6 separate regions of the Homo sapiens genome follow, and regions 1, 2, 4, 5 and 6 are each linked to region 3. A link is a contact called in ENCODE Hi-C or POLR2A ChIA-PET data. All regions are on one chromosome and are shown on one strand. The core of a region is the stretch at or near the end of the contact, and the rest is flanking DNA. Distances in the headings are between cores, read along the strand shown.

Region 1 (3,666 bases), core at 784-3,283, 650 kb after region 3:
CTGGGCGGCCGAGTGAGACTTGGTCTCATAAAAACAAAACAAAACAAAACAAAAAGAAGAAAACACAATGTGTATGATATGCTATAATATGCTACCTTTTGCAAAAGAAGGAAAGGGAAATGCACAGACACGCACACTTGTATATGTATGTCTTTCCCTATATTTTCAAAGAGAAATGATGGAAAGTTGAATGAAAATCCCATAAAAATGGTTACTCACAGGAGAAGGGAGGAAATGTGGAGAGGACAGGGATGGCAGCTAAAGCTCTGTGAAGATAACTTATTGTCAAGTTTTGGCTCTGGAACTGTGCAAATGTTTTACAAAATTAAAAATATTAAAGGCAGTTCCTCCCCTAGTGCTCAAATTATAGTGTCTAAATTCAATTTGGGGCCAGGCACGTGGCTCACACTTATAATCCCAGCACTTTGAGAGTCCAAGTCAGGAGGATCACTTGAATCCAGGAGTTTGAGAGCAGCCTGGGTAACATAGGGAGACCTTGTCTCTACAAACAATTTAAAAATTAGCTGGGTGTAGTGATGCACGTCTGTAGTCTCAGCTACTTGGGAGGCTGAGGCAGGAGGATCACTTGAGCCCAGGAGGTCAAGGCTGCAGTGAGCCATGATCATGCCACTGTACTCCAGCCTCAGCAACAGAGCAGGACTTTGTCTCAAAATAAATAAATAAATACAATTTGGTAATCATAGGAATTGTGGCTCTTTTAGAAATGGATGATTGTGGTTCTGGGTAGGAAATGTACCATAAACCAAGACAGCTCCCACTGGTCTAAGGTTTGACCACTTCAAATGTTAAAAATCCATGCATTCATAAGGATATTACATACACACACACACACACACACACACACACACACACGCACACACACGTTTTGGTTACCTTTAGAGAGAATGTACTAAAACTGAAAATTGAAGCATTTAAGTTGCTTTTTCTGTATTAACTACAATTTAGGGTAACCAGAGAATTAATGAGGGGATGCTTCTTTGTATAATAGCATTGTAGTTAATAAATGAAGAGAAAATAATACATTAAAAATCCCCATTTTGCAAAGCCCTGGTGAAATAATGGAACTAGACAGGTTTCCAGATTTAGCCAATAAATGGCATGGGACATATTTATACTAAAAATTAATTGTCACCTGAAATTCAAATTGAACTGGAGGTCTTGTATCTTAGTTAGCAACTCTACATCAAGGTAATGATCAACAATGGATATTAATATCATTGAGACAGATGCAGAAAAATCATTTGATAAAGTTAAACATCTATTTATGATTAAACAATTAAAAGTAGAAGGAAACTTCTTTAATACAATAATGTATACTTTCAAAAATGCTACGGTAAGCATCATACTTAATAGCAAAATATTGAAAACAGGCTGGGTGTAGTGGCTGATGCGTGTAATCCCAGCACTTTGGGAGGCTGAGGGAGGTGGATCACTGGAGCCCAGGAGTTCGAGACCAGCCTGAGCAAAAACCCCATCTTTACAGAAAAATACAAAAATCAGCTGGGCGTGGTGGCATGTGCCTGTAGTCCCTACTACTTGGGAGGCTAAGATGGAAGGATCGCTTGAGCCCAGGAGGCAAAGGTTGCAGTGAGCTTAGATTGTGCCGCTGAACTCCAGCCTGCGTGACAGAGCGAGACTCCCTCTCAAACAACAACAAAAACCAATGGAAAGTATTTTCTTTGTGATCAGAAGCAAGACTAGGATGCCCCCATCATATCTTTTATTCAATTATCTATTGGAAAGCCTAAAGAAAAGTTATAAAGATGAGAATGGAAGGAATTAAACTAATTCATAAGCAATATGATTGTATGTGTAGAGAACCCAAAAGAACCTACAAATACATTATTCAAATAATAAATCATTTTATTTATTGACTCCTGGTTTTGTGACAGGCAAGCTGGCTGACTTCCTGTTTTGATGTGGTCCAGAGAAAAAGAAGAAAAGCCCCTTACTCAAGATGTAGCTTACCTAATCTCCAGCCAATCAGCATCAAAGGCCCAAGAAGCTAGTAACCACAAGTTCCTGCTTTAGGGGCCTAGGGACTTCCCCAGGGACCTGCAAGTACAGCTAGGCTTGTTTCAACTTTTCCTTATTTTAATGCTAAAAATCATGCCCAGAGGTGATTTAAAATGCTAATGTTATATACAATGTATGAAAAAGCGTGTTGAACCACTGTGCAGGCACCAAAGAAATCCCTCCTAAACATTCAATGACAGGCACGTCACAGCAGCTAGGCCCCTATAAGACAGATCAACCTGCTCCCTTTGGGGTGCAGCCCACCCTTTTCCTTTTGCAGTGCTGACCTTTCTTGTGCACAAGCTAAAATAAACATTCTCTTTTTCTTTCTTTTTTTTTTTTTTTTTGAGATGGAGTCTTGTTTTGTCGCCCAGGCTGGAGTGCAATGGCACAATCTCAGCTCACTGCAACTTCTGCCTTCCAGGTTCAAGCAATTCTCCTGCCTCAGCCTCCCAAGTAGCTGGGATTACAGGTGTGCACCACCACACCCAGCTGTTTTTTTTCGTATTTTTAGTAGAAATGGGTTTTCACCATGTTGCCCAGGCTGGTCTTGAACTCCTGGGCTCAAGCAATCCACCTGCCTCAGCCTCCCAAAGTGCTGGGATTACAGGGGTGAGCCACCACACCCAGCAATCTCACTTGATTTCTATCCTGGAAGACTACAAGAACCAAGGATGATTGTAACATCTCCTGGTACCCCAGATGGGACCCTCATTTTAGGTCCCCACAGGAGTTAGCAAGACTTCCTGGAGGACAGAGGCAACTGACCAGGTGGTAACAAAGGTGGCCACTCTGGACCATTGCTTTGGTGTTGGTGCTTTGGAGAGTCAAGTCTGGACCCTAGGTGAGTCTGCTCTTCTTCTTCTCTCTCTCTCTCTCTCTCTCTCTCTCTCTCTCACCAGATGCCCAGTAAATGGCATGGCCAGGATTATATCTGGCCATCTCCTCTGCGTATTTCTTACCCTTTCCAAGATTTGAAACTTTCACCAGGAGTACAATGAGTGAGGACTACTAGAACATCTTGTCAAGTCAAAGGAAATGTTAGACTAAACTTAATACATTAATCACTAAACCTATCTGGATTGTTCAAGAACCGGCCAAACCAATCCTTGCCTTGACTTATGTCTGACATTGATAAGGGCCTCTTTCTTTCTTTTGTCTCTCCTTCTCTCCCTTATTTTTGGAAATTTGGGTGGGAAGTTGGGGTGATTCCAGTTAGCCCTTCTGGGAAACTTGCGTAGGCAGTTGGAGTGATTCTGGCTGGCCCTTCTGAGATTGGTCTAGGGAACTGCCCCAGACATGTGTGGGCTAGGTACCAGCCGGCAATCTGGAATTCTCTTTTGTTTCAAATACTGAAACCACTCAGTATTTTCCCTGACCGTATTCTTCTTTGTGGAGCCTGGACGTTTATAATCTGTTTTGTCAGTTGTCTGAATGGAAATGCGTTCTTGTTTCTGGTCCTTGTTGCATGGGTGAAGCCACCCTCCAGGATTCTTGGAAGGAAGCCTTACTCATTAGGCCAGATGAAATTTTTCCTCTGTCTAGTACATCATCTCGTTTCTTGTTAGAGTCCATGTAAATAAATGTGGGTGTAGAGTAAGTTCTACTTGGAGCTGATGTAAAATCTAC
Region 2 (3,778 bases), core at 1,224-3,723, 950 kb before region 3:
ATTGTGCAGTGTGGAAAAATTGTGTGGCTTGGTCTTGTGGCATGTCCCTTCTTTTAGAGACCTCAGATTCAATGTGAAATTCGGGATTTTTGATTTTCAAAGATCTAGATGCCCTGCCTTCCAGATGTGCCTACTCTTCACATATTTTAAAATTAGATCCTATAAACTGCAAATACTTTGTTGGCTTCTGTGAGATCAGAGGTCCAGTTAGAAAAGGAAGACAGTTTGTTAAAATTAAAAACTATTTATCTAATCTAACTAGATTGGCCTCCAAATATGACTTTCTGACATTCAGCTGGTTACTCTGAAAAGATTTCTAAATCTCTTGAGGCTCATCTATATGTTTCCTTGCAAAGAAAAAAAAAAAAAAAAAAAAGCAAGCCCAAGCACTAGTAAGAAAAAGATTTGCAATGTTTCATGAAAGGAGTAGATGAGTGAAGCATTTATTTGTAGATACTGGGTTGGATACCTGTGCAAAGAAGAAGAGGTCAATAATAAAAATTGCCAGGGGATTTCTTGGAACTTAACAAGCTGAATTAAATATAGAAATGTCAGGAAATCAAGGCAGGAAATACTCACTTGTGGTTAGGCAGACAGGGCAGGGTTCTGAGCTTGAGATGGAGCAAACAGTTGTGGTGGGTGAAGTTCACATGCTTTAGAGCTCAGCTGTCCTAGTAAAGAAGCCTAAGAGTCTCTAAAGCTCTTATGAGAAGATGGATTTTTTTTGCCTAGATTAAAAGGTTAAAGAATTGCTTTAAGTTGGATAAAATAAAGCTAAATGTTTAAGCAAGTTGTGAAAGGTTTATGAAAAAATTAATTAAAATATTTTTGTGTGTAAACATATTGACTAAAGTTGAAGGGGTATAATTCAGCATTTCTGTAAATTGAGCATTGAAATAAAAACACAATGGGTTTCTCTTAGAGCACTAACCTGCTCTTTAACAAAAATTGTAAAGGGTTATAGAAAGTCTATAAAAATGTTACCTTATGGTCAAACATTAAAATTGGGTAAATATGTCTATCAGGTTTTATTAAGAATTAGGTTTAACATTAATAGTACACTAATGTAAAGGTGAAATTTGGCTTATTTGGTACAAAAATCATACAGGAAGCATTGTGAAATATAAAATGATTTTTAGCTTTCTTTGGGCTATATTTCTATAAATATGTTATTGATGAGGGTTCCAAAGTTATGGGAGACTCCTATAATTCTGCTATATCTCAGTGTACATTATCAGTCATAATTATAATTGTCATGTTAAATTATTGTGGGCCACAGAGGTAACAGATTTCCTTGTCAATTGTGTCTTTGACTATGACTACCCTAAAACGTTCAGTCACCCATATACACATGTTACCTTGTTTTGGCCCTCTTTAGAAGGTAATTTTATAATCAGCTATAAAGCCCTAACAGGTGCTCTTAAATGCAAATTTTGATAACTTTGGAGATTGTGACATCAGAAGAGAGGAAAAATGTTCGGGACACTTGGAGAGCTAAAATGTTCATTGATATCAAGCAGGACAGGAATTAACTGCATGAAGTGAACTAATAGGAGGCTGAAGTGATCTTTTTGACTTTTTGCTTAAAACGTTGCTGATCCTTTGTTTTGCTTTTCAGAGTCAAGGCAAATTTTCTTTTGAGCTATTGACAGCTTTTAACGATTAATCAAAATATACTCCTATGAACACCATTTGGAGCATTATTTGTTTCTCTCTACCCGATTTCCCCAGAATTTGGAAACTATTTGTGGGTATTCTTAATTTATGGCAATATAGTTATTTGCATAAGTGCAATAAGAATGTGTTTTCTTTGGTAACAGGACACAATTTGAAAAACTGGTTATTTTACCAAGGTTTTGACCAGAATGCTGTGCTTTCCTTTAAGGAATCAAACTTGACTTGTGGAGCTAATAAAGCCTTTGGAAAACTGACCTTATATCCTGTGAACACAGTCCCTGTACAGGGTTACTGATCTGTGGGAAGAAAAGAATGTCACATTCTGACAGGTCAGGAATCCCAAGTTATCTTGAAACTTCAAGAGGACAGGAATTCACCCAACCATATGTATTTGATGGTAGAAATCCATGGCAGGGGCTCAGCTTTAAAAAGTCTTATCTCAGATTCCTTCTATAAAACAAAGTCCCATTAAAACCAATTTTAAAAGCCTATGTGAAAAATAATTATTCTTGCTGCACCTCGTACAAATAAAGTGGCAAAGCATAATAAAGCAAATTGGTCCTGTCGTAATTTGTCTTTAGTAAAAACGGGAAACTGGGGTCGGGTGCAGTGGCTCACTCCTGTAATCCCAGCACTTTGGGAGGCTGAGGTGGGCAGATCATCTGAGGTCAGGAGTTCAAGACCAGCCTGGCCAACACGGTGAAACCCCATCTCTACAAAAATACAAAAATGAGCCGGGCATGATGGCGGGTGCCTGTAATCCCAGCTACTCAAGGGGCTGAGGCAGGGAAGCGGAGGTTACAGTGAGTCAAGATCGTGCCACTTCACGACAGCCTGGGTGACAGAGCAAGACTCCATCTCAACAACAACAACAAAAAAGGGTAACTGGAGAGAGGGAAGTTATGTTTCAAAAACTTTTGGAAACTATAGTACACCTGTTTTTAAATTCTAGTCTGGCATTCAGTTTTTATTATTTTCTACAGTTTGGGTTAAATTCGTATTTCTCTGGCTACAAGTCTCCTAAATAATCTTTTCATTTGTTTCCTTTTTCTTTCCCTTTTTCCCCATTTTTCTTAATTGGAAATCACTGAAACCTAAGCTGTGCTTTCTTAAAGCCCTGTGAACTGAAGACTAGACAACCGAAACTTCTGAAGGAAGTAGCAGCAACCTATTTATATGTGTTGCTGTTGCCTACTATTATGTTTTAGCAGGTGCTGCCTCTACACCCCCGAAACAGAGAGTGCTACTGGGAACAAATCGACTTTTTCCACTCCAGTGCTGCATTCGGTGCCCCATAACGATGACCCCCTCTCAGCAGGAAGTAGCCAGAAAGATTACAATGCTCCATCTCCCTATGATTCTTGTGATAAATAAATATACAAGCATGATAGAAATCATGCGCAAATTGACAGTGGGGATTGTGGCAGGCCAGATTTCACTAATGGAGGTCCCCATCACAACTACTTCAGTACTGACTGAGTGGTTAAGTTCAGTATCAAAAGCTGAAAGTGCCAGCGCCTTTCTACAAAGGCTAGAATGTAACAAAAGCCCACCAAGGGTTTTACCTAGGCCTTTCCTGGGCCTTACAGCATGACAAAACAAAGAAGGAATTCTTAACCAGACCTGTTTAGGATTAAACAAATTTAATTGGGGGTCTGAAGAAACTCGCCAGGCCTCCACAAACAAGTTCATTGGGGGTCTAAAGGAACCCCCCCCAAACCTCTGTGATTGAGCAGGAGACAAGGTCAGGGTAATAGCCCCAGCACCTGGACTCATTTAGATTTAAGTAAATGTACTGAGGCTCCAGAGAAAGGTCTCCAAGACTTAGACTAGAGTTACAGATTAAAAGAAGTTAATCACTTATATCTTTAGATAAATGCACACTGACACGTAGACATACATCTTAGAAAATATATAAGCTCTGGAAAACCTTGTAATTTACAGTTGGTCTGGAGATATTTTCTGGGCCTTCTCTCTGTAACCGGTTCCAGAAATAAAAAACTCTCTTCCTCCCCAGTTTATCTGCATCTCGTTATTGGGCCGTGAGAAATAGCAGCCAGACCCTGAGTTTGGTCTGGGAACACACTGGCTGGGCTTCCTG
Region 3 (3,491 bases), core at 189-2,688:
CTGGGGGTGCCTACACCCAGGGTGGGCCACTAGATGGCCACAGCCAACGTCATGCCCCACAGCCCTGGCCAAGCGGGGAGTTGAGGACATAGGGGTCCCTTTGAGGTCAGCCCCCACTTCACATGCCACTCCTTGCACCCCCAAGGGCTTGGCACCCGCCTGGGCATGGCGCCTGGCACAGGCACGTTGGGGCTGGGCCGGGAAAGAGTGAAAGAAAGAGGGAGGAAGGGGAGGAGAGAGGGAGTGGCAGCGGGCGGGGGCTCAGGCGGGAGATGAGCTCACGCCGGCCGGGCTGGGCTGGCTGGGGGCCAGGCTGGGCGAGTTCTCCGCTCCAGGGGCCCCCACTCCCCACTCCATAGGGTCTGCGGGGTAGGGGGCAGGAAGGCCCGATCCCAGAGAGTCTGCCCACTTTTGCATCCTGGAACAACAGGTGGTGCGCCCTCCCCCACCTCACCTGAACCCCCAAGGCTCCCCATCTCTAGGAGTGCCTGGTGCATACACCTCCTGTCCCCTCCGCCCCCAGGGGGCGCCCCTTCCGTAAGCCCTCTTATCTGGATTTCTGTCGCACGTGGGACCCCTGCAACTCAGGTCCTGCGGAGACACCCCCACCCCACCCCCGCCGCCACACACACACACACACACACACACACACACACACACAACCCCCGTCTCTGTCCCCTCTCCCTCTTAGTTCTTCGGATTAACTTTCTTCTCTCTAGTACCCCACCTCACAGGCATTCCCATACAGAACCTTCCCACCCAAACACACAGAAACTGAGACGTCCCCCATGCGGTCCTGAGACTCTTGCTTGGTCCCCGGGGACTCCTTACTCAGCGTCTCAGAATTCGAGCCCCCCTCCCAAAAGTTCTCAGGCCCCTCAATTCTGAGATCCCCATTTTGACGCAAAGCATGAAAGCTGGCGCCAATTCCCTCACGTGGGACATCACAGGCCTCTAAGAACCCTCATTGCTTGCAAAATCGGAACCCTCAGGACCCAACCCCAAAAGCCAGGAATTTGGGGCCCCCTTCCTCAAATAGCCCCTGATATTCCCTTGCACTATTGCATATGGAATCTGGGCTCCCTCTCCCTGGAGGACTGTCTCCTCCATCCCCAGGGATCCTCCTCCCCCCCGGAGCCGCTCTCTCGGGACCACCACCCCGCACTCACAGGCGCGGAAGCCGGGTCCCCCCGGGGCCGCCCCGCCGGGAGCGCCGCTGTCCACGCTGGTGGCGTTGCGGGGCGCGCAGGTCGGGGTACAGCGGGAGCCGGTCGGCCCATGGACGCAGCGCAGGCCGCACACGACCGGGGTGAAGCGCACGCGGAGACGCTCTCCGAGCCGGCCCAGTCCAGGCTGCGGCCCTAGCTGCGCCAGCAGCACCAATAGCGACACCCAGAGCAGCCGCACGCCGCCCGCCATGGCTGCAGCGCCGCGCTCCGCCGCGCCGCCGCCCCAGCCCGCCCGAGGGGCCCGGCCGCACCCGCCCGCCCGCCCGCGGGGGAGGTCGCCCGCGCCCCCGCTCAGGCCCCCCCTCCTCACCACTCCCTCCCCGGCGGCCGCGCGGGGGCGCGTGGGGCTGGGCGCTTAGCCAGAGGCTCGCAGGCTGGGCGCTAGACTCGCAGGGGTGAGCGGGGCGCCCCCTCTGTCCCCATCCGCGCACCAACAAGTGGACCGGGCCTGTAGGGGAGCGGCGGGGAAGGGAACAGGTGGGGGCGGGCGGGTTTCCCCCCAGACAGAGCTGAATCCATAAAGAGGAAATCCATTAAGAGTAGTGGGGGCCACATTTGGGGAGACAGCTAAGAGTTGATCCTCTTCTGCCCGGGGCACAGAGAAAGGGGCTTCATCTTGATAGGGGGCTATCATGGTACATCTGGACAGCCAGGTGGGACATCTGAGGGATGGGAGAAGGGTCGCTACACCTGGGCACATAAAGGAATTGGGCGTCTAGATCCTGGGCAGGAGGCTGGAGGTGGGGGGGATACATGTGAAGATGTAGCCACATCTGGCCAGAACGCCACACCTGGCGGGAGAAGTCACAATGGATAAAGGGAGGCTGTGGGCGGGGGTACTAACATCTGGCCCGAGGCTCACATCTGGAAGACTTTAGGGGGAGGGGTCACATCTGGGCTGAAGGCTACAGCAAGAGGAGGGTTTTGAGGGTGTTTGAGATGAGGGGTGTTCTAGACTAGGGGTCAAGAGCTGGAGCGGGAGGAGGGCAGGGGGAAGATTCGGGAAACAGGAGGAGGCCTTTGGCCCCCAGCCGCCCCACAATCTTGAGCATTTGGTGCCCAGGCAGGCGCCAACCCGCACAATCGCTTTTGTTGTCTGGGCTGGTTCGGCGGAGCTTTCTAACGGGCCAGCGCCCTCCCTCTTCGGCCGCGGGGAGCCCGGACGCCTGGCTTCCCGGCCCCACCCCCGCGGGTCAGTGCCTCTGGCCTGTGTCTGGTCCTGTCCCGGGCTCACCTCGCACGGCCGGACGCTGGGGTCCCTAGAGGGGGCCTCGTCCTGGGGGTGGGTGCTGAGCTACAACGGGGGGCGGGTAGGCGGCGGCTGGACCGTGGGAACCAGACGGCTTTATCTGGCCCGGAACCCCCCTCGCCCCAGGCGGAGGAAAGGCGGATGTGCTTACCCGGGGCCTTGCCAGCGGGGGCACGCTGTGGGGGCCTCCTTCTCAGTAGTCCCCGGCCCCCTGGCCCCCGGGGCCGCCGCCGCTTCAGTAGAGCTCTGGCCTCCTGGAGCCTGGGTGGGAGAGGACGGAAAAGCTGCTGTCACCGGGTTAAACTGACCTCCCCACCAAAGGGCCTCCATGCCAGGAAAATGTCTTTCAGTAGCGGCTCTGCCCAACCCTCCCCCCACAACACCTATTTATGGGGACCAGGCCTCTAGTGGGAGAGAAACAAAGACCCTGAGAGAAAGAGAGATGATGGGGGTTGGGGGAGAGAAAGAGAGAAGGGGCAGAGAGACTTAGACATAGAGGCAGGCAGTGAGACACAGGGAGAAAGAGAGAGAGGAAAAGAGACAGGTAACTAGAAAGAAACAGAAAGAGACAGAAATAATGCAGAGATGGGAAGAGCCTGAGATAGGCAGGCAAGGGATGAAATAGAAACGGACAGACAGGCTGATAGCAAAAGAAAGAGCCGGGGAGGGAGGGGGGAGAGAGAGGGAGAGGGGAAGGGAGGAGGAGCGGAAACGGGGGCAAAGCTAGGAGTTCCTGAGGGAGGATTTGGTAGGGGAGGGACTGCCCACTCACGTCAGTGGCTGCCAGTTGAGGGACACCTGTCTCTTCCTCACGCTGGGGCTGGGACTGGGCACTGCAGGCACTGGGTTCAGGCACCGCTGGGGGCCTGCACACTTTTTGGGCTGGCAGCTTCGGACCCTGCAGAAGGCTTCGGAGACAGCCAGGGACTAAGTGGGGAAGGAGGGGACCAAGTACTTCTCTACCAAATGCATCCAGCTCTCCCACTGGGATGAGGGGAGGGATGGGGAGCTCC
Region 4 (3,355 bases), core at 53-2,552, 630 kb after region 3:
TCCTCCTGGGCATGGAGAAATTCCTTTTTCAGGTTCTTTTGCTCATCTTTGATGTATTCCTCCTGCACCTCCAGGAACTCCAGCTCTTGCTGCAGCTTCTGCGAGCAGAGAGGGGACAGAAGGGGATGGCTCCAGACTTGCTGATCCAGAGAGTGGTGGAAAGTGGGGAAGAGTATGAGATGTCAGGTCCTGTGCAAGGTCTGGGTTGGGGGTCGAATGTACCTTGTAGCGGCTGTACAGGTCCTCCAGGTCCTCAGGCTCAGGGCCCAGGAAGGACAGGCCGGTCTGGGGCCGGGACACGGACAGTGCTGGGATCTCATCCTAGACGAAAGGGGATAACTCACATTGGAAGAAGACAGTCCTCTCATGAAAGCTTCCCAACTTCACTAATGTTTGTTCCCCTCCCCACTTCACCCTGATGTCACTTAGCCCCTAACAGACCCCTGATATCTTAAGACCCTCTAAATAGATCCTGGAAACCTTTTGGCCACCTAAACAAGCTCTTTATGTCAACTTGCCCCTCAAACAGATCTTATGTTATCATATACCACTCATAACATGTCCCCAGTGTCACACAACCCCCAACTAGGATCTAAACGTCACATCAACTCCTTATCAGACCCAAATGCCACCCAATCCCCTTCAAGAGGTTCCTAATGTCACATGGCTCTCCTAGATAGGCTGTTAAAGTGACTGCGCCTTCAACGAGTCCCAACATTCCCCAGTTTCCCCTCAAAGATCCCTTATGTCACAGTCTCCTAACTCACCTTAGACCTAAATATCACTCAGGCAAGCCACAGATAATACTTAACTACCCGCCCCATTACCCCCATCAGCAAAGCCCTGAACATCAGTCAGCCCCGCAGCCCAGACCCGGGGATCACTCGGCCGCACGGCGGGATCCCATATATCACTCACCGCCTGACCCAATCCCAACGCCGGGCCACCGACCTCACTAAGCACTACCGGCCAGGGTTCGAAATCAATCCGTCTCAAAGACCCACTAACGTCACTCACTCCCCCAGCCCCGCTTTCTGAGCCTTACCTCCTACCATCACTCGGCCACCCAGACAGGCCTTCGAATGGCACAAAGCTCTCCACCGAGGCCTCTAAAATAACCCCAACCTGGGCCGGGGTCCTGGAAGCCATTCCTCCCCCCACTCAGGTCTGGCTTCACCCTCTCCCCGCGAGCCCGGCCCGGACTAAAAAGCCCAAGTCCCCACTGTACCTGAGCCTTCTCCACCAAGATGCCTATCTCCTCCATAGTGACCAAGCCGGCCTCTGTGTGGCCTGGGATGATCTGTCACCGCTTCCGCTGACGACAACGGAAGTCCCTGGCTGAGGAGGCTTCTGGGAAGTGTAGTTTAAGTTACGGCTGAGAGGTGCTGGAAGGGCAGGATAGGACGAAGGGCTGGTCTGGGCTCCGCCCTCAACATAAGCTCATGCGCTGTCCGTACCCGCAGGCGCGAGGGCGGGACGGGAGCTGTGGGCGTGCGCAGTATCACGCGGTGGCGCCATCTCGCCCTGCCGTGGAGGGCTGGGGGTTCTCTCCGGGAGGTGGCGCAGCCCCGTTGCTCTTTCAACGGAGTAAGTTCGCAGAGCTCTGGCACGGACAGTCTGGCGGCCAACTGCTCTTCGCTTTCTAGTGTCTGGGCTGGAGGGTCCTTGAGCTGGGTTCCACAGAAGGGATTGATCGTACGGGCGGGTAAGGTCTCCACGTGGCGCTGATCCAAAGATTGTGCGCCGCGCGGGCGTGGGAAGATCCGAGCTGCCCCTGAAGGTGACATTTCATACTGGGCTTTACCCCGGGATTGAGGAGCCCCGAGCCCGCAGTGAGCAACCAATCGAGTAGAACCCACGCGTCTGGGCTGGGGAAAAGGAGGCAGCGAGTGCCCAGAAGTTGGGTAGCACAGGAGATCCATAGACCTTAGTTCTGTATCCCAGGTTTCCGCCTTACAGATCTATGCCAGGTCCTGCGCTTAAGCTTTACAGGCATCATCGTCGCAAGTATTATGTTTCCTCATTTATAGAGAAGGAGACAAGCTCAGAGCCACGAAGCCACCAGCCACAGTCAACAATGTGCCGAAGGGACAAAGCATAGATTGGGACCCAGGTCTGTCTGTCCCCAAAGCCTGTACTCTTGGCCCCAGGGAAACACTGCTACCCTTCACACCAGCTACAATTTTTGTTAAGTAAACCTTTTATTGAAGTTAAATAAAGAGAAGAGCACAAATCATTACAGCTCGACAAAATTACACAAAGTGAACATGCCCATACAACCTGAATCCAGATCGCAAAACCAAACAGTAGAAGCCTCATGTGCTCCCCTTTCCCCCATCCCTTCTTCTCCCCCCTCCACTCCCCGCCCCGAGACGGAGTCTCACTCTGTTGCCCAGGCTAATATTTGTATTTTTAGTAGAGACAGGGTTTCACCATGTTGGCCAGGCCGGTCACAAACTCCTGACCTCAAGTGATCTGCCTGCCTTGGCCTCCCAAAGTGCTGGGATTATAGGCGTGAGCCACCACATCCGGCCTCCCGATCCCTTCTAAAGGTTATCATTCATCTGTTTTTTTCTTTTTTTTTTAAGAGCTAGAGTCTCTGTCGCCCAGGCTGGAGTGCAGTGGCACGATCATAGCTCACTAGAGTCTCCAACTGCTGGCCTCAAGCTATCCTCTCTCCTCAGCCTCTGAAAGCACTGGGATTACAGGCATGACCCACCCCATGTAGCCTTTAAAAATATATCTTTTGAAAGAGATTCTTGCTCTGTTGCCCAGGCTGGAGTGCAGTGGTGAGATCACTACTCACTCCAGGTTCAACCTCCCAGACTCAAGCAATCCTATACCTCAGCTTCCCAAGCACCTGGAACTACAGGCGTGTGCCACCACGCCTTGCTAATTTTAAAATGTTTTTTGTAGAGATAGGGTTTCGCTGTGTTGCCCAGGCTGGTCACGAACTCCTGGACTCAGATGATCCTCCCACTTCAGCCTTCCAAAGTGCTGGGATTACAGACATGAGCCACTGTGCCTGGCTGGACTCGCCCTGACTTGTAACAGCTGGGTTACTTTTGTTTGTTTTGAATTCTCCTTCTCTCTAGACCAGTACTCTGTGTACTGTGTTTGGTTTCTTTTAGTTAATGTTGTTTTTGTGAGATTCATGCATACCGTGTGTAGAAATAGTTCTTTCATTTTCATTCTGGATGGTTTCCATTTTATGACTATGCCCTATACCTCAGACTGGATATTTTCCAGTTTAGGGGTGTTATAGTGCTATTGTTACTGGGGGTCCTTGTTCTTAGAGCTCCCAAGATGGTGGTGGGCCGCTTCCAAGATGGCAGTAAGTCTCTTGTTCTCTGAC
Region 5 (3,480 bases), core at 496-2,995, 840 kb before region 3:
GCCTCTTTTACTGGTCCCCTGCATCCACCCTTGCCCTCTAAGGCAAGGGTCCCCAGTCCCTGGGCCAAGGACCAGTACCAGCCCCTCGCCTGCTAGGAACTGGGCCGCACAGCAAGAGATGAGCAGCGGGTAAGTGAGCATTACCGCCTGAGCTCCGCCTCCTGTCACATCAGCAGTGGCATTAGATTCTCATAGGAGGCAAACCCTATTGTGAACTGTGCGTGCGGGGGATCTAGGTTGCCTGCTCCTTATGAGAATCTAATGCCTGATGATCTCAGGTGGAACAGTTTCATCCCAAAACCATCCCCACCCCACCCCCGACCCCCAGTCTATGGAAAAATTGTCCTCCACGAAACCAGTCCCTGGTAACAAAACGGTTAGGGACCGCTGCTCTAAGGTACATTCTCCACCTGGCAGAAATAATCTTTACAAAATGTAAATCCGATTTTGACACTCCCTTCTTCCCACTGTGAATAGAATAAAACCCTACCAGGCCTGCACCGTCAGCCCCTGCCCACCTCTCAACCCAGTCTCCTATCTCTGTCTGCAAGCTGGTTCCCACCTCAAGGCCTCTCTGCTCTAGAGGCTACCTCTCCCTGCAGCGCTTTTCCCCTAGATCTTTGAATGGCTCTTTCCTTATCATTCACTTCTACTTCAATGTCACCTCTTCAGAGAGGCCTTTGCTGATGGCCCTACACCCAGTCACTTTTTTTTATCTGCTTCTCATCAAAATTGCCTTGCTGATTCCTTTGTTTCTTATTCATCCTCTCCCACATCCATCCTCTCCCAGCCCAGAATGTTGACTTCCTGAGAGAGGGACTGGGTCTGTCCTGCTCACCATGGTAACCTCGGCATCTAGAACAGTGCCTGCCATCACGTGGTAGGTGCTCAGTAAATATTCTTGGAACTAATGAATGAATAATTCTATCCACAAGACTTCACAATGGCTCTTCATGCTGCGATCTAGCTTTCAACTCCAAACTGGTCTTGAGATCTCACCTCAGTCTCTAACCTTGACATCTAACCTCTTCACCCACTCTCTTACCTGACCCTAATTTTTAAAAATGACGTGGTCAGCTTTTCAGCCCCCTCATTCCCTGTTTTTAGGAGGTAGTGAGTGGAAGCTGGAAGAATAAGAAAGCTTGGGGAGACTGCAATTGCAGTCAGGAAAGAAAGGTACTCTGCCGGGAAGAACACCCCATCTTCTCCTAGGGAAAGATTGTGGAGTCCTGGGGTTTGTTTTGTTTTTCAATTTTTTGTTTTAAGAGACAGCGTCTCGCTCTGTCACCCAGGCTGGAGTGCAGTGGCGCAATCACAGCTCACTGCAACTTCGACCTCCCCGGCTCAAGTGATCCCCCCGCCTCAGCCTCGTGAGTAGCTGGGACCACAGGCGTGCACCACCACGCCCGGCTAACATTTTATTTTTTGTGGATATAAGGTTGCCCTATTTCTTTGTGGAGATAAAGGCTCCCCTATGTTGCCCAGGCTGGTCTCGAACTCCTGGCTTCAAGCGATGCTTTCGCCTCGGCCTCCACAAAGTGCTGGGTTCACAGGTGCGTGAGCCCGACCTGTGTCTCGTTTTGAAGCTCAGGGAGAGGGCGCTGTGAGCAATCCCTAAACCCTTTAAGAGTAAAAAGTGCGTGCACCTTTAAGAGGACGGTTAGAAAACGCGGGGCGTGGCCACAGGAGAATAAGTTCGCGCTGAACCAGGAGCGTGGGATAAGACCGGCCCCTTCCGGTTACGAAACCTTAGCAAGATGGCGGCTCCCTGGGCGGTAAGTGACCGGAGTTCCTAGAGCCCCAAATTTGAAGTCCGCTCTACAGCCTCCGCATTCAGGGCCTCTGTTGGCGGCCACGAGAGCAGAAAGCCGTGAGGCAGCAGGCTAAGCCTGGCAAGCCCCGTACTGGGAGTGCAAACCTGTGGCTAGTGGGGGCCAGGAAGGATCTGTGAGGGTCGCAGGCGGAGGAGACGCTTTAGCGAGCGAGAGGAGGCAGGGACTTGGCTGAGAGTATCCAATGGGGATGAGGGAGTGGCTGCCGAAGAGCGACGCGACTAACCAATCAGAGGGAGGGATGACACAAGGAGCTAATGGACAGGCAAGGGTGGGGCCTGTAGGATAAGAGAGCTTGGAAGGGATTGTTCGAGGATGTGGGATTTGGTCTTAGAAGACCGAAGGATGAATGTAAGGAAAGTTAGTGGGAGATTGACGAATTTTTACAGAAAACTCAAAAGCATGATGGGTGGGGGAACCAAGAGGTCAATTTGGAGGTTCTAAGGGCATGATCTGGGTGAAATTAAGAGGAGAATTTGAGATATTCTTTCAGAGGATTTAAAATCAAGGAATGAATTTAGGGAAAATTAAAGAGGTTGGCAGCTTTAAACTTTTGAGGAAAATAAGGGTTTGGGTAAAATTATCGAGATAATTTGAAAAAAAAAAAGAATTTGGTTAAAGCAAAGAGAAATTGGGGTAGATTAAGAGGAGACCTTGAAAGCAAAATTGAAGAGTTTGGGGGCTTCTTCCCATTGGCCACACCCCTCGACTTTCTTACTCTCCTCTTCAAAGCTCATGCTTTTTATACCCTTCTCGGTTCAGGGGTGTCCAATCTTTTGGCTTCCCTGGGCCACGCTGTTCGAAGAAGAAGAATTGTCTTGGGCCACACATAAAATACACTAACCATAACTGATGAGCCAAAAAAAAAAAAAAAAAAATCACAAAAATATCCTCCTAATGTTTTAAGAAAGTTTGCATGTTTGTGTTGGGCTGCATGCAGGCGGCGGGTTGGACAAGCTTGGTTGGTTTTAGGGATTGCTCAGAGCACCCTCTCCTTGAGGTTTGGAGATAAGTTTTTAAGATTATATTCTGGGGAAAGAAAGAAGTCATTTGGGAAGACCCCAGCAGAAGAATTGGGTAATTAAGGGGCAAATCTGTGGAAAATTAAGAGGTCAAATAATGCAGGTTTTGAGTGATAAGGGTTTGGGGGAAAGTTAGAGGAAGAATTTAGGAAAATCAACAATATATGGCTAGTCGAGAAAATTTAGGGTTCACTAAGGGGAGGAGGAACTTGGAAAAAACATGGGGAAATTTTTGGAATCTCAAAGACAGTTTTGAAGTTTTGAAGGAAGAACTTAGGGTGAGTTGGGAAGCAGAGGGATTGAGGTTCATGGAGCAAGAACTGGGGGATCCAGCTCTGTGTCTCCCAGGAGGCTCCAGGCTCAGCTCCTTTCCTCTCCCCCTCCCCAGTCCCTGCGCCTGGTCGCCCCCATGTGGAATGGGCGTATCAGGGGCATCCATCGCCTGGGTGCGGCAGTGGCCCCAGAGGGCAATCAGAAGAAGAAAAGGACAATACTCCAGTTCCTGACCAACTATTTCTACGATGTGGAGGCTCTGAGGGATTACTTGCTCCAAAGGGAGATGTACAAGGTGCATGAGAAAAATCGGTGAGAATCCCTGGTCTGCAAGACCCTGTGGAGACCCTGGC
Region 6 (3,762 bases), core at 1-2,500, 600 kb after region 3:
AAAGGAAGGCCTGGGATAGGTCACTGGACAATTCAGGAAAAGCAAAGCAATGTTTCCATTTCCTAAAAACAAAAACATTTTATGCATTTATTTAAAGATTTACTTAAAGATATAGACCAGAGAGTTGCAATTTATGTGACAAATAATTTAGTCTTTTTAGATTGAATCAAATGAACTTCTTCAAAGGGAAAAATGCAAATGAAAGCTACAGAAAGTACCTGGGGATGTGATTTTTGTGACTGTGAGCAATGAGGTGACAGGCTCTGTGGTAGATTGTGGCTGTGCTTGACATAGCAGTGTGGTACCACGCCGTATGACTGGGTGCAGGCAAGGCTGTGTGAGGATTAGAATGTGTGATTTCCATTTTATGAATAAAAAGGAAATATAAACTTACCTGGACCTGAACTTTTAGACCTGCTACAACAATTGTTCCCTCCTTTTCAGGATCCCTGTTTTGATGAATAGCAGAATGGGGGAAGAAAAATAATCATGAGACAGCAGGCCTTTCTTAAGAGCACAGACCGACCTAGAATATCCCCTCCAGCGCCACATCTGTGCTGACCTCACGCACATAACAGCTGTGTGAGAGTGAGGCTGGGATCTGTCTCTGAACTCACACCAGGTTTCTAGATCAAAGGTATGGGAATGCAGTGGTTCTGAAACATGCAGCTGCCCACACAGCGGCTCCAACTGCGCAGTCTTCCAACCTGTCGTCCCAGGAGTCTGTTTTAGGGACACTTCTAATTCAAAAGTCCAATCGCCAACCCAGGTCTGTACCTTCTTGCTGGGAACCTTCATCCCAGAGCTCGATATTTGACTTCCCTCTTGGGGACACTGCTGTGTGCAAACACCGAGGCCGTGAGGAGGGTAGAGGGTCAGTGACACACACCAGAGAGCCAGGCACCTGTCTCAGCCTCACACCCGCACCCACACCCGCCCAACCCGGTCCTGACAGGCGCCCCGTCGCGCGCACACACACACATACACCGTCTGCCACATTTTGTCACACAATTTCCCTTCTCCGCTCCCCAAGCACGCACAGGCCTGAGGCTCCCTGCGGGCACGACACGCCAGGTCTGGGCCCTGGAGCGCCTCACTTTGGGCGGCAGTTCTATCCCCAGTCCTACTCGTAAGAGTCCCGTTCCGCCTCACCTAGCTCGGACTTCTCGCCCGCAAGTGAATAATAACGGTTAAGGTGACTGAACCGTTAAGAACGCAATGTAAAGGGCCCTTGGGGTCCAGGCAACACTGCCCAAGGGGCTTCTGGGAAATGTAGTCCACAGCCGGAAACTGATCCTTTTGGGCGGAGGCGCAGGCGCGCGCGCATCCGGCGGGTTCGACTCACTTACCAGGAACCCACGCAGGAAGCTGAGGAGGAGAACAGACGCCTCTGGGCCACTGGCCGGGCCACTTGAGCGTGGGACCGCCGAGTGTGACCCTGAGGCCGAGTGCGTGCGGGACTGGGCGATAGCTCCGCCAGGCAGGATTTTGTTTGTTTCACCTCTTGAGGTAGTCCCGGCGTGTAGTACATAATAGGCGCTTAATATGTGTATTGTAAAGAATGAGTGCCTGGCCATTTGTATTTGCCTTGTGAGCGCGTGTGTGTGGCACTGTGAGGGTTGCGGGACCGACGGAACCTCTCTGGCTCTGGCGGGTTGTGTTTCCGCGTGTGTGTAATTTGAGTGTGAGTCAGTGTGTAGTGAGTGAAGGGATCTGACTGGAGAAAACCACAGTAAATACCCGGGGCTGTGATTTTTGTGACTTTGGTCAATGGGACGACAGGCTCTGTGGTAGACTGGCTGTGCTTGACGTAACAATGTGGTACTATGCCGTGTGGTTGCCGGCAAGGCTATGTGAAGATGAGAATGTGTGATTTGGAAAATCTGGATGTGGAACATCACGGGTGCCAGTGGAATTGTGACTCTGTGTGTGTATAAAAGTTTGCAACCATAGGCCTATATGTCTGTGGGATAAAGAGAATATGTTGCGTCTTCTTGGAGTATCAGCTTTATTTAAACATTTGCATCAGAGAGTTGCGATTTATGTGCCAAAGATTTTTGTCTTTTTATATTGAATTAAATGAATTTTTTACAAAGAGAAAAATGAAAATAATAGTAACTTTCAAAAAATATTAAGAATTTCCTTCCACTCTTATATTCTGGCAATGGATCTTTGGCAATGGGTCTTTGGCAGATCAATTTGAAAAGCTTGGACTGAGGAAATTATACTTGGAAAGCACATTAGGCAGTCAGCCCTTGGTTCCTAAATACCATGCTCCACTGAAAGGAGCAAGGCTCCATGGAGAAATGGCAGATTCCAGAGCTGGGGAAGGGAAAGTTCAGAATGAACTTGGAACATCTTGTGCTTGAAAGTAAGGCAGTGCTCAAAGAATGGTGGGGACGTGTTCAAAGGACATGGAAACCAGATTGAAGGGACTTCCACTGACCAAACTTGACATGGTTTGAGCATCAAAATAAATAATGCTAGTTATAGATTAAAACCCATTAAATAACAGAGGGAATCATAATTCCAAACTGATATAAATTAGTACGTGAAAAAAAATTGAAAGTTTGATGAGGGACTGGATGTTTACATTGTTGCAAAGAACCCCTGCCCCCCCCCAAATCCCTTAAAAATGTGTCAATATAAGGCTGGGCACGGTGGCTTATGCCTATAATCCCAGCACTTTGGGAGGCCGAGGTGGGCGGATCGTGAGGTCAGGAGTTTGAGACCAGCCTGACCAACGTGGTGAAACCCTGTCTCTACTAAAAAAATACAAAAATTAGCTGGGTGTGGTGGTGCGTGGTGGGTCCTGTAATCCCAGCCACTCAGGAGGCTGAGGCAGGAGAATTGCTTGAACCCAGGAGGCGAAGGTTGCAGTGAGCCTAGATCGCGCCACTGCACTCCAGCCTGGGTGACAGAGTGAGACTCCATCTTTAAAAAAAAAAAAAAAAAGTGTCCATATGAAAAAATGCTCAACATTACTAATCATCAGAGAAATGCAAATTAAAACCACACTGAGATACCACCTCACAGTGTTAGAATAGCTGTAATCAAAGAGACAAAAGACGACAAGGGTTGGTGAGGGTATGGATATAAGGGAACACTTGTACACTATTTGTGGAAATGTAAATTAGTACAAACATAGAAAATATCCGGAGTTTTCTCAAATTAAAAATATAACCACTATATGACCCAGTCATCCCACTATATATATCTGTATATATCTGTATATATCCGTATCAGTCCATTCTTGCATTGCTATAAAGAAAACCCGAGACTCGGTAACTTATAAGAAAAGATGTTGAATTGGCTCACAGTTCTGCAGGCTGTACGGGAAGCATAGTGGCATCTGCTTTTGAGCAGGCCTCAGGAAGTTTCCAATCATGGTGGAAGGCAAAATGGGAGCAGGCACATCACATGGTGAAAGCAGGAGCAAGAGAGTGAGGAGGGAGATGGTACACACGTTTAAATGTCCAGATCTCATAAGAACTCACTATTATGAGGATGGAAACAAAGGGCTGCTAAGCCATTCATGAGGAATCTGCGCCCATGATCCAATCACCTCCCACCAGTCCCCACTTCTTATATTGGGGATTACATTTCAGTATGAGATTTGGGTTGGGATACACATCTAAACAATGTCATTCTGCCTCTGGCCCCTCTCAAATCTCCTGGCCTTCTCACATTTCAAAATACAATCTTGCCTTCCCAGCAGTCCCCCAGAGTCTTAACTAATTCCAGCATTAACTCAAAAGTCCA

What was found. A loop is a pair of places that touch in the nucleus more often than their neighbours do. ChIA-PET counts read pairs that join two places held with the same protein, here RNA polymerase II (POLR2A). Pooled maps may share reads with other maps.
Region 1: a map with no recorded cell type shows a loop between it and region 3 (4-fold over the local background). The contact joins the enhancer-like site here to the promoter of LTBP4 in region 3. A Hi-C loop is called at or near these places in 1 of 37 single-sample maps with no recorded cell type and 3 of 50 pooled maps. POLR2A ChIA-PET finds 5 or more read pairs at or near these places in 2 of 52 experiments (A673 and activated B cell).
Region 2: a loop to region 3 is called in a map of naive thymus-derived CD4-positive, alpha-beta T cell, with 2.8 times the contacts of the local background. The contact joins the enhancer-like site here to the promoter of LTBP4 in region 3. A Hi-C loop is called at or near these places in 2 of 168 maps with a recorded cell type or tissue (naive thymus-derived CD4-positive, alpha-beta T cell and natural killer cell) and 8 of 50 pooled maps. POLR2A ChIA-PET finds 5 or more read pairs at or near these places in 2 of 52 experiments (CD4-positive, alpha-beta memory T cell and activated CD4-positive, alpha-beta memory T cell).
Region 4: a map with no recorded cell type shows a loop between it and region 3 (4-fold over the local background). The contact joins the promoter of PSMC4 here to the promoter of LTBP4 in region 3. A Hi-C loop is called at or near these places in 1 of 37 single-sample maps with no recorded cell type and 5 of 50 pooled maps. POLR2A ChIA-PET finds 5 or more read pairs at or near these places in 1 of 52 experiments (activated CD8-positive, alpha-beta memory T cell).
Region 5: a loop to region 3 is called in a pooled map, with 2.9 times the contacts of the local background. The contact joins the promoter of DMAC2 here to the promoter of LTBP4 in region 3. A Hi-C loop is called at or near these places in 6 of 50 pooled maps. POLR2A ChIA-PET finds 5 or more read pairs at or near these places in 2 of 52 experiments (A549 and WTC11).
Region 6: a pooled map shows a loop between it and region 3 (3-fold over the local background). The contact joins the promoter of ZNF546 here to the promoter of LTBP4 in region 3. A Hi-C loop is called at or near these places in 1 of 37 single-sample maps with no recorded cell type and 10 of 50 pooled maps. POLR2A ChIA-PET finds 5 or more read pairs at or near these places in 3 of 52 experiments (A549, activated CD8-positive, alpha-beta memory T cell and activated T-cell).

What each region holds. Positions count from the first base shown.
Region 1 is chr19:39,952,003-39,955,668 of GRCh38, reverse strand. No RefSeq gene overlaps it. Among named protein-coding and RNA genes, the nearest start is that of PSMC4, 17 kb to the left of the region's middle. Within about 2 kb of position 2,033, at least 8 of the 41 ENCODE cell types and tissues checked have a DNase peak (open chromatin) inside an H3K27ac peak, as active enhancers do; they include A673, where a contact is called at or near this core.
Region 2 is chr19:41,551,901-41,555,678 of GRCh38, reverse strand. It overlaps a transcript of CEACAM21 not described here. Among named protein-coding and RNA genes, the nearest start is that of LINC01480, 18 kb to the right of the region's middle. Within about 2 kb of position 2,473, at least 5 of the 41 ENCODE cell types and tissues checked have a DNase peak (open chromatin) inside an H3K27ac peak, as active enhancers do; they include natural killer cell, where a contact is called at or near this core.
Region 3 is chr19:40,599,316-40,602,806 of GRCh38, reverse strand. LTBP4 (latent transforming growth factor beta binding protein 4) reads right to left here and starts at 1,438. Exons shown (of 30, transcript NM_001042545.2): 1 at 1,170-1,438. The coding sequence starts at 1,419. RefSeq lists an enhancer at 1-173 and a silencer at 1,355-1,504.
Region 4 is chr19:39,969,112-39,972,466 of GRCh38, reverse strand. It overlaps PSMC4 (proteasome 26S subunit, ATPase 4), which reads right to left and starts at 1,302. Exons shown (of 11, transcript NM_006503.4): 1 at 1,229-1,302; 2 at 223-321; 3 at 1-98. The coding sequence starts at 1,264. It overlaps LOC124904720 (a long non-coding RNA gene), which reads left to right and starts at 1,496. Exons shown (of 3, transcript XR_007067260.1): 1 at 1,496-1,587; 2 at 2,031-2,113. RefSeq lists enhancers at 339-1,018, 1,043-1,432, 1,933-1,982.
Region 5 is chr19:41,438,177-41,441,656 of GRCh38, reverse strand. DMAC2 (distal membrane arm assembly component 2) reads left to right here and starts at 1,745. Exons shown (of 6, transcript NM_018035.3): 1 at 1,745-1,775; 2 at 3,243-3,439. The coding sequence starts at 1,758. RefSeq lists an enhancer at 1,841-2,010.
Region 6 is chr19:39,994,548-39,998,309 of GRCh38, reverse strand. ZNF546 (zinc finger protein 546) reads right to left here and starts at 1,250. Exons shown (of 7, transcript NM_178544.5): 1 at 1,153-1,250; 2 at 395-449; 3 at 1-62. RefSeq lists a silencer at 216-315 and enhancers at 1,134-1,428, 1,101-1,600, 1,436-1,615, 1,601-2,102.